Regions from separate parts of the Mus musculus genome. Here region 2 is linked to region 1. A link is a loop called in an ENCODE intact Hi-C map of the cell type or tissue named here. Cell type or tissue: gastrocnemius. All regions are shown on one strand. Each heading gives the region's core, and the rest is flanking DNA. Links, peaks and the distances in the headings are about the cores only. Region 1 overlaps 9630028I04Rik (RIKEN cDNA 9630028I04 gene). Region 2 has its middle 25 kb from the start of Mir7214.

The links. Hi-C counts contacts between places; a loop is a spot of excess contacts. Peaks named below come from ENCODE experiments on the same cell type or tissue, not always from the same donor. Only the 100,000 strongest peaks of a DNase experiment are listed, where the experiment ranks them.
Region 2: a loop joins it to region 1, with 2.0 times the contacts of the local background. A loop is called at or near these places in 2 of 42 quality-filtered maps.

The regions. Positions count from the first base shown.
Region 1 is chr17:27,237,584-27,242,950 of GRCm38, forward strand. It overlaps 9630028I04Rik (RIKEN cDNA 9630028I04 gene), which reads right to left. Exons shown (of 3, transcript NR_131118.1): 2 at 1,802-1,965. Among named protein-coding and RNA genes, the nearest start is that of 9630028I04Rik, 7.8 kb to the right of the region's middle. In gastrocnemius, for the core only: no CTCF peak of the experiment used is centred there; DNase peaks (open chromatin) are centred at 2,562, 3,150, 3,713 and 4,813.
Region 2 is chr17:27,289,171-27,294,537 of GRCm38, forward strand. No RefSeq gene overlaps it. Among named protein-coding and RNA genes, the nearest start is that of Mir7214, 25 kb to the right of the region's middle. In gastrocnemius, for the core only: no CTCF peak of the experiment used is centred there; DNase peaks (open chromatin) are centred at 2,131, 2,716, 4,602 and 4,808.

The DNA of each region.
Region 1 (5,367 bases), core at 228-5,227:
CTCTGGGACACTGGCTACTGAAGCCCAGGGCTGTCACCAATCTGGGGCACTGGCTACTGAAGCCAGGAGCTGTCAACAGAATGGGTCACTTTTAACTTGAGGCACCAAGTCCCACTTCTGCAAGGTGCTTACCCCCACCTAACACCACATGGGTGGTCTGCAGGTCTGGGTGCTGCGGTCGTTATGGCCGCTCCCACTGGATCTCCATCCCAGGAGGTTGACATTTATTTCCCAGCCTAGCCACAGGGTCTCTATATCTTCAGGCTAGCCTGGGTGACACAAGCTGACGGTCTGGGGGTGAGTCAGGGAAGATTGGGGAGATAGCTGGCAGCCAAGGCCCGAGACGGAGAGGCCACACGTTACTCATCCCTACCTCAGCCCCCTCCTCACTCACCCCTGCTGGAGCATCTTCACTAGGCCTACAGAGTCCAGAGTCCTTGAAGGCTCCCAGTCACTATTGTGATCCCAAGAAGGCAAGGAGATTTCACCACGAGAAGCTGCCCAGCCCTGGCCACCACCCTTGGGGAAACAGGCCTAGAATTGGGCTCCTGCAAAGCCACATATTGTCTGTGTGACTCATGGTGAGTTGCTCGGTTCTCTGGGTTAATTTGTTTGCTGGGCCCCTAGGCCAGGTTGATACAGATAGATAGTGGGGTTGGGGGTGGGGGGAATGTGTGGTTGGGATTATTTCCAAATTCTTATGTCCTGGAGAAAGCAGTTGAATGGATAACGAGAAGGAAAAAAGAGGGGGCTGGAGGGATTGCTCAGTGGTTAGAGCACTGGCTGTTCTTCCAGGGCTCCTGAGTTCAATTCCCAGCACCTACATGGCGACTCACAACTCTCTATAATTGTGGTCCCATGGGATTCAATGCCCTCTTCCGGTGTGCAAACGTATACACATAAACATGTACATAATACCCAGGTACAGAAAATACATAAATAAATCTTTAGCCAGGCACCACCACCTTTAATCCCAGCACTAGGAGGGCAAAAGCAGGTGGATCTCTAAGTTCAAGACCAGCCTGGTCTACAGAGCAAGTTCCAGAACAGCCAGGGCTACACAGAGAACCCCTGTGATTGTGGGGTTGGCATGGGAGGGGAGGTACACTTCCAAGGGAAGTGGGTTGAAAGTAGCACGGTTAGCCGCCCCACAGCTCCCACACAGTTCATGGGTCATTTGCATTATGCACAGACTTCCTTTCACATTTGCATGTATTTGCATGCGCTGGCTTTCCAGAGCCGGCTCGCTCTGTTCCCAGCCTCGGCCTTGGTGAGTGACTGCAGGGTGTCGTGTGTGGGGTGGGGGCAGGTTCCAATTCTTTGCAAACTGGTTTCTTTTATAAACTAATTTTGCAGCTGGTGTAAAACAAACAAAAAGTCTTTAGAGCTCACTCCCTGCCTCGAGTCCTGGCCCCAAGAAGGTGAGTTAGAACCCCTTCTGTGAGGGCAGGACTGCTTGAGGTGACTCCTTCTTTGAGGGTTCAAAGGCATTTCTGGGCTTGCCTGGTCCTCTGTCCCCACCTTGGCTTCTGCCTCAAATTCACCTCTCTCTTCTGCGAAGCCCCTTGGATTACGTGGGATGAGGCTTTTCTATCAGATACTGTACGCTTTTTGTTTAGGACAAAGAATTAAAATCTCTTTGTTTTATGCCAATGTTTAAACCCCTCATGCAGCAAACTCTGTTTATATGTAGGCTCCTGCTGCGTTCCAGGGATCGGATGACCCAGAGCAGTGACCTCCTCCCCTCCACTTCCTGTGTGCCAATTCCTTTTAGACCAGCCAAATGGAAAATAAAACTTACTGCCTTTCCAGTCTCTGTGTTCCATCTTCCAATTGGACCTTGCTGATCAAGAGTAATCTGTGCCTTGCCTGGACACTTCAGTTGCAGTAGTTGTAGCTGGCCTATGCTACTTTGTGGGTTCTTCTTTTTTCCACCTTTTATGTCCCTAGTTTGACCCCCTATCACTAGATAGGGGAGAAAGAAGGATAGGAGGGAGAGAGAGAGAGAGAGAGGGAGAGAGAGAGAGAGAATTCTTTCCTTTTGTCTCTTTTTTGAGCATGACTACACGCCCCCCCCCCAACACCTGAACACCACCTACCCTGCTTCTCCAGGTTCTAGCATCTATATACCCTCTGAAAAGTTCCCAGAATTCCAAATGTCACACAAACGCAGAAACTATCTGCAGTTGGCAAAACCACGCCTCTGCTAGAGCCTGAGGCAAATCATAGTCAGCTGCTGCAGACAGTCTGAAGCAGCCCCAGACCCCAAATACCTGCGATTAAAACAAAAACGCATTCCTATAATACTCCTGTATGTGTGTTTTCTAAAGAAACCAAAATCCCAGAATTCTAACTACAAGTAGTGGCCTCTTTCTTTGCAACTCCAAACTTATTCCTAACAGATTACACTACATCTTCTTCCCTTCTGGGCCTCCCAGATCTTCTGGATTGAGCATCCAGACTGTGCTAGCCCGAGAGGCCGGGCCGGGGAAGCTTTAACTATCTGCACATCGCGCAGGCCTGCCAGAGCATGTTTCCAACAGAACCCCAGCAGCTCCACCTGGCTGGATCTCTGGTCTGGATGTGGACCAATCAGCTGCAGCCAAGAGGCAGGATCAGAGATACAGCCTGTGGACAAAGAGGGACCAGATCTTTTAGGTCCTCCCCTCCAGGCCCAGCTTTATACAAGCTTGTTCTCCTCTTTCCCACTGTCCCTAACCCAGGACCACATAACCTGAGGAAAGTTGTCCCTTCCTCCTCCTGGTCCCATTTGCTTGTACATCCTCCACAGCCTTATTTACTGTTTGTGAGTCAGTGGTTGCCTACAGCCTCAAACTCACCATAGAGTAGAAGATGCTTTGAACACTTGATCCTCCTGCCTCCACCCCCAAACGCTGGGATTACAGGGTGTGTTACCACATCTGGTCCATTTGGTTTTTAAAACAGGGTCTTGGCTATGCAGCCCTAACTGCCTTAGCTCAAGGTCCTCCTACGTCTGCCCTCTGGATGCTGTGATGAGAGGCTTGTGCTACTGGCCGGGGTCCAAGCAGTCCTCCTGATGCACTCACGGGGCTCCTATTTCCACTTCAAGATTTGAAGGGCTCTGTGCACAGCCACAGTTGCTCAGAGAGTCACCACCTGCCTTTCTTGGCTTGCCTCCAGGGCCTTCCATCTCTTTCTCCTAGCCTCAAGGCCACAGCACCCCAGGCTTTTGGTCCAGTTCCTCAAAAAACCGCACCCACAGCTTTTCCTCAGGCTCTGTTCCCACTGTTCCTTTGGCTGGGGTCCTTCAAGGCTGATGGGAAATGCCGCCTTCCCTCTGGCTGCCTTTCCCCGATTCCTCAGGTGGAATTAATCGCCACCTGTGTTCCCATTGTACCTGTAAACACTTCCGAGCCAGCTCGGCCACCCATCTATTAAGGCTGTTTTATCTGTCCTGCTTCCCAACGGTGGTTCTTAAGTGCCCAGACAATGGAGACTATCTGATTCATTTAAAATTTTGCTCTGCACACAGTAGGCACACAATGCATGCTTGTTATGTTGAATAGATAATTGCCATTCACATCATGCATGAAGTGCTGGCTTTCTTTTCAAACGTTAGAAATTACTATGAGAATATCCCCCCTCCCCCGCTGTATAAAGTCCCTGACAAGACCTAAGTGGATAAGCGGAGTGGAAGCCCCACCCACTGGCTCCCCAGCTGGAGCCTGGGCAAGGCCAGGAGCTTCGCTTTGGTGCCAGATTCTTCTAAGAAGGCCCTGTCCCTCCAGCAGCATCTGCACTCCTTACCAAGGCAGGCTCCTAGCCACAGCCCGCAGGCTGATTCCAGTTTAGTCTTCAAACAAGGCTCAGGGTGAGGCCACTTGAGGTCCCCAGACAGACCCAGCTCCATCTCAAGGGCTCAGCCAGGGCTTTCCCCAAAGTAGGAGTGCTGTCATAGACCCCACATAATGTATTAGACCAGAGCCCCCAAGTCAGCTAATTTCCTGGGCTCTTTCCTGCCGCTCTCGGTTGGCCGAGGGGTTGGGGGTGGGGTGGGGAGGTGGAAGCTGCCTCTGCCCGGGGTAGAGGGCAGGGTTCTTGAAGACAGTGACTTGATTTGGAAGGCTGGGGTTGTAGCTTTTTTGGGTAGAATGCTTGCCTAGCATGCTGGGTTCCCCCAGAACACACAGAGCAGGCGTGATGGTGCTGGGCAGAGAAGGATCAAAGATGCATTATTCTTGGCCACACAGGGAGCTTGAGGCCAGCCTCTCAGCCTGGTTTGATGGCACATGCTTGCCTTTAAATCCCAAAATTAAAAGTCAGAAGCGGCAGAGCTGTGTGAATTTAAGGCCTACCTGTTCGACATAGCAAGTTCCGGGCCAGCCGGAGGTGCATAGGGAGACTTTAGCTTGACGGGGAGGGGTGTCATCTCTGATTTTTCAAGCAAGACTCACCAGCTAAAATAAAACAGCATTCTTCCCTACAGCTGTGTTTGGAGCTACCTTAGTTCACGTTGTGGACAAAGAGACTCTTTAGGGGGGACAGCATCAATTTTCAAAGAGGAAGGACTGAGACCCCCAAATATTATCAAAGACTTTCATTCTACCATTCAAGCTTTTTTTCTTTTGATGTTCTGAGAGACTGAGCCAAGTCTTGTGTATGCCATCATGCCCCGTGCTTGCCATGCAGAACCAACCACTTCCCATCAAGTGCTTCCCGTTTTGTGCATTAAGGCCGAGGAACAAAAATCTACCTCAGAACTACACTCTCAGGAGAGAATTGTAACAAACGTCCATTAGGCGCCTTCTCTCTGCTGGGCATGCTTCCAGATGCTGGGTGTACGTCGGCCAAGAGAACTGGCATAAACAGCCAGCCTGTTGGAGTTTCCGTTCTGCTGGGGAAATGCGCAACACACACACACACACACACACACACACACACACACACACACACACACGCACGCACAGGCACACACGCACACACACCACATGAACACCAACTAAAGTACCTGGTGAGGAGAAGTAGGGTGAGGTCTGAGCTCTCTAGGCTGAGCCCTGCAGGCTCCTGCTGAGAAGCAGAAGCAGGCGTTTCCCAAGGTCCAGCCCAATGCTGGGTGCTGAAGTACTTCCCACTTCTAGACAGAGACCAGACCAATCACAGGCGTGATGTGCCATGGATGGGGGTGTGAGCTGCAGGTGGCTGGGGCAGGGGAAGACAGCGGATAAGGGACTTGGAGTGTGTGTTGGCTGGCTTTTGTCAACTTGACACAGACCTAGCGATATCTAGGAAGGGATTCCTCAATGAGAAAATGACTACATCAGATTGGCATTGTCTGAGGGCATTTTCTTGATTAATGACGGTGGGAGGGCCCAGCACACTGTGGGT
Region 2 (5,367 bases), core at 223-5,222, 52 kb after region 1:
CATGACCCGATTCCTCTCGTGGGTACTGATAAGACCCACACCTGTGGCTCTCGGTACCTTTTGGGGAGGTGAGGCAGAGCCGAAAAATATTTTTATTTTTAGCCAAAATTTGGTACCAACCTCTTTTAAACCGGGTTTATCTCACAGGAAACTCAGAAATGGTCAAGCTGGACCTTACCCTGCAGTGCCTCTGCACCAAGCGATGCCCATACTGAATTTGTACAATCACAAACTAGTATGCACAGTTATGAGTGCATACTTAGAGGCTGTGCACTCGCCCTTATTTTCTAAAACGAACAGTTTTTTCAGCAGGGGCCCTCCCGCCATGTGTCTGATTCCTGGCTGAAACACGTGGCAGCTCTCGGCTTTGCAGATAAAGTTTTTTATACCATCTTTATTATCCAACATAAAACATAGAACATTTATTCATACAGACTGGACACGAACATACATGAATTGAACACGAGAACAGATTGGTGCACCGGACATTAGACAAGACACAAAAGGTAACAGAGTACTCCTGCTATAAGGCCCAGAGAGATATTTCTCTCTGCTTTTTGGGACATTTTCCTCCCTTATGATGCATTTTTTATTAACTGGGGCAATCCGCCTATTCCTTTTAATAAACCCTTTCTTTTCTCACACCTCATGTAGCTTCGGAGAGCTACGGCCTACCGCCTATTACCCAGCTCCTCACTGCTGAACCTAAGTGAACCAGCGCCCGGGTTTAACGCTGTCTCAGCTTAGCCCATACCTTTTCCGGTATGAATTTCCTTTATCCTTTATTTTATGGAGCTCCGAACCAGCAGCGTCTCTTCCAAAAATCCTTTGCCGTTTCTCAGCCCCACGTTGGGCGCCAATTGTTGTGGCCGGCCAGCAGACCACAACCTGGGTTCTAGCCTGGAAAGGCATTTTGGAAACCTGGAAGAGAAGAGGGGCTAGGTGGCGAGAGAAAGGAATGTAGCCAAGATAGTTACTCTGATCAAGGCTCAAATTTTATTGTTGCGACACTAGTTATGAAGGAAGGGGGAGGGGACCCGATTCCCGCCGAATAATCTCGGGTCCAGTAGAAAGGTGCACGTGTGTGGCTCCTCAGGTTCCAGCAGTGGGCGTGGCAGAACGAATGAGCAGGAAGCTTCACCCCGAGCAAGCAGGTTTCAGGCTGGGGGAGGGGAGACTACACGCGGCGGCAGGTCACATGGTGAAAATGGTGGGCAGTGACGCTCCACCCCCAATTATGCTCAGCCCCACTGGCCTTTGTGTGGGCCCAGCCATTCCTCTCAGCAGCAGAGACTCGATGGCATGTAATGTGCCTCCCGGTGGGGTGGGGACTGCTGTGGGGACCTCGGTGCGAGTACTGGCATGGTCATGACTAACGCTGCAGTTAGGGGTGGAAAGGAGAAGACGCTCACCACTGCATTCGCTTGGATCCGCTGGCATCTGCTGGAATCCTCTGGGATCTAGCGGCTGTTGGTGGTCCTGCTATCCCGGTTTCTGCACCAAAATGATGTATTAAGATAGCCGATAACACCAAAAGACACGCTAAGCCAAGGCGGTGCCACGTGAAAGAGGTTTATTGTGAGGGAGAGACAAAGAAAGGGGTGGCAGGGTGAGCAGAAGGGGAGGAGAGAGAGAGAGAGAGAGAGAGAGAGAGAGAGAGAGAGAGAGAGAGCAATAGCCAGGTATGCTCCTCCCCACAATTACCTGATAGTCCAGCCCACTATAAAAAGAGCTGCTTGGCCCCTCCTTGCTCTCCCTAAGCTCTTCCTCTCCTCTCTATCCCTCCTTCTCTCTCTCTCCCCCCCCCCCACATGTGGCCATGGCCTGCCCCTCTCTTTCTACCTTCTCTATTCCCCCTGCTTTCTACAATAAAGCTCTAGAACCATAGACTGCCTCTGTTCAAGGCCTGCTGTGCTTGAACGATGGGATAGGCTTTCCCCTAACGAGCCGCATCTAACCTCCCGCCAGAAGGTCTTCCTGTGCTCTAGCCACAGACCGGACCAAGGACTCTCGCTCACGTGGAAACCACCCAGCGTCCCTCTTCTCCTGCCCTCTCCTCTCTTTAGCCTGACTGAGCTGCCCCCGGGGGGCCCCCATTTTGTTCTCAGTTCTTCCACGGTGTCCAGCATGAGATGCCCACGACTGAGAAACTGGTACCTAGACTGCCCCTTGTCCACCACCTGCCAAGCTGGAGTTCGTGGCTTCACACAGCCGGACACCCACCCGGGGCCTCGTGGAAAGCATGTGGCAGTCAGTCCTTCCATGTCTGCCCTCCCAGAGCACCAGAATTCTGGCGGGACTCGGATTTTTCCCCACTCCCCTTTATACCCCTGGTGCCCACTGTCCCGCAACCAGTCAGTGACTCTTTAGGCCCCTTGCCCTGACATGCGGGGGCCCTCAGTCTTTTCCATTCTGTGAGTAGTAAAAGATGCAGGGACTCTCCAGGGGCAGGTAGGTGGCTGCCCGTGCTGTCTCATCCCGGTGGCCCAGGTGTCAGTGGGTGGCAGGCCGGTAGACTACAAGCAGGTGTTTCTGGTTGGTTCCCTGCTGAGTACATTACATAACTTATTAACTCCTGGCTTGGGCAGAGCAGCCAGGACCCTGAGTGCCCTTCAGAGCCGACAGGGGCAGGACTGTGCTAATTGAGAGCTTAATTAGTTTTCCCAGTGGAGGCCGCTGCCAGCGCCTTCCTTCCTCTGCCATCTGGCCATTTATCTGCCCCTGGCGGGGTCCACTTCACATGTCCTGGGGTCCCTGACGGCCCTGCATCCTGCTTGCCTGTGCCCCTTACGCACCCATAGGACACTCCTTGGGCCCCTGCCAGGTCTCCTGCCCTGGGAACAGGAGTCATCGCGCTCTAACTCAGGCCCCATCAGGCCCCACAGCATCGGCAGCTGGGAAAGAGCAGCCTCCGTGTTCCATGAGCAAAATACCAGAACAGCAGAGTGAGAGCAATGACGAGCCGTCCTGCCTCCATCTTGGGGTGACAGCCATCTTATAGTAAAGACAAACTAGGCTCATTCCTGCTTATGATTAAATCTGTTTCTCAAGGTCTGGGCTAGGCCCCACCTGTAACCTTAACTACAAACCTTTCTGCAGTGCCTGCTCCAGGAATGGCAATCGTGTCTTTGTTTCTAAAAGTTGTTTGTAACCATCTTGCAACCGTACCTTTGTTCTGAAAGTTTCTGTGACCCCTAATGTCAAGACTCCCTTGCTGGGCCCACCTTGTCTGTGTCTCAGGAGGGACTAACTTGTCAGGCTTCTGTTCTACACCTGTAACCCCACCCATTTTGCCCACCAAATCCCCCACTTCAAAATCCCCTACTTGTAAACTATAAAAGGCTTGTCTTCCTCACACCTAGTGCTGACCTCTCAAAGCCTGCCTTACAGGGACCGCAGCCCGTGCACATGAATTTTTAAAAGCCTGCTTTAATTAATTGCTTGCTTTAATTAATTGCTTCGGCCATGATGATTTGGGTTGGTGGTCTTTCTCCTCTCATTTTGGGATTAACAGGAACTCATCAAGGCGATTTCATAAGGGCTGTCCCATGACCCAAGCTGGGCAAGCCAGCAGCACACAGCCAGGGGGCCTCTTTTATCCCTAATGCAAGGAGGCCAGGCTGTTCCTCATGGGCTCAGCCTTATTGTCAACTCTTGACTGGTTAATTTATTTGGAAAGCACAGGAAAGAAATGAAGGGGGTGAGGCCAGCCACTCTGGGTATCAACTTCCAGGAATACAGCAGGGCTTTTGTGGGAACAAAAGTTCTAATGAGTTGTGGGAGATTAAAAGCTTTACCTCTAATCCTGGCACTCGGGAGGCAGAAGCAGGTAGATATATGAGTTCAAGGCCAGCCTGGTCTACAGTTTGAGTTCCAAGACACTCAGGGCTACACAGGGAAACCCTATCTCAGCAAACAAACAACAAAAAATCCCAAACAGGCATACATACAAAACCACCTTAGGAACAGATTCAAGTTCACTTTTCTTTTTTAAAGATTTCATGTATGTAGGTATATTGTCGCTGTCTTCAGACACACCAGAAGAGGGTATCGGATCTCATTACAGATGGTTGTGAGCCACCATGTGGTTGCTGGGAATTGAACTCAGGACCTCTGGAAGAGCAGCCAGTGCTCTTAACCACTGAGCCATCTCTCCAGCCCCCTTCCATTCACGTTTTCAAGGTGGGGGACTTACCCTCGACAGGCCAGATAGAAAAGTCCATTTCTCACTCAGCCTTGGGTCGGCGGCAGCAGTGGCTGGAGCTGCACCTCCCACATTAACTTTTTACTTATAAGCAATGACAAACCACCTTGCTTGTAGGAGATGAGCTACATGTGTCTGCCTGGGTCCCTGACTCATGCCCCTCTCTGGACGTGCTTTCCTGACCTCAGCCTAAAGCAGAACCCAGGACAGGTTCCGAGAGGCTATAAGGCGGGCCCAGCACTGTGGCTAGGCAGTCGGCCTCTCAGCAGCCAGGAGGGATTACTGAAGCCAAGCTGGAAGGACCACGAAAAGAGCCAGCAGCCAGAGCAGCTGGGCTGTCTCCTTAGGTCTGGGTGACCAGGCAGGGGCACTCGGGGGCCAGCTTCTGGCTGGCTGTGAGGCCTGCTGGCCACTTCACCTGCTCCCCCTGGACCCCTGTGCCACACAGAATCTGAACGTAGCCTCACTTGTGTCCTCTTGTCACAGTGCCCAGCCCAAGTCGTGGTCTGATTACGGGGTTCAGACATATACGTCCAGTCCCGGCCTACCAGTAATCAGGGCCCTCCCTATCCTGTCTCCTGATGCCCAGAGCTCAGGACTGCATTTTGCCACGAATGCACCAGTGTTCCCGAGTCTGCTCTGTAGTGAGATGAGACCACAGGTGGCCTAGCTCTTTGCCAGCTGTAGAAGAGCTAGGATGCTGCCTGCCTCAGACAGAAGCTAAAAGAACACTGGCGTTCCCCCTCTCCCATACTTCCAACAGTGCTCTGAAAGTCTAGCGTCCTTGGCCCACCCATCTCCCTCTTTCTCCTTCTAGGTTAGTCTGGGCAGCTCTGGACCAGGCCAGTGTATGCCTTTCCCTTCTAAAGGCCATTTTCCCATCTGGGCATGCGGCTGCCTGCTGTCTGAGGCAGCTGAAAATTCTCACGCATCGCTTTGATTTATGGCTCTAGTTAATTCTCGAGGAGGCCCATGAGATGCCCTGAGTGCAGGGGCCTAGATGGGACAAATCATTTAACAGGTGGTTAAATATTCTCTGAGGTCTGAGGGGCACGGGAATGGTGCAGAGGAGGGCCAGGCAGGGGGAGGTGGGGGAGGGTGCAGATGCTTCAGGGCCTGAGCCAATCTGCCAGTTCTGTGCCTGGAGGCAGCACCTGGGGCTC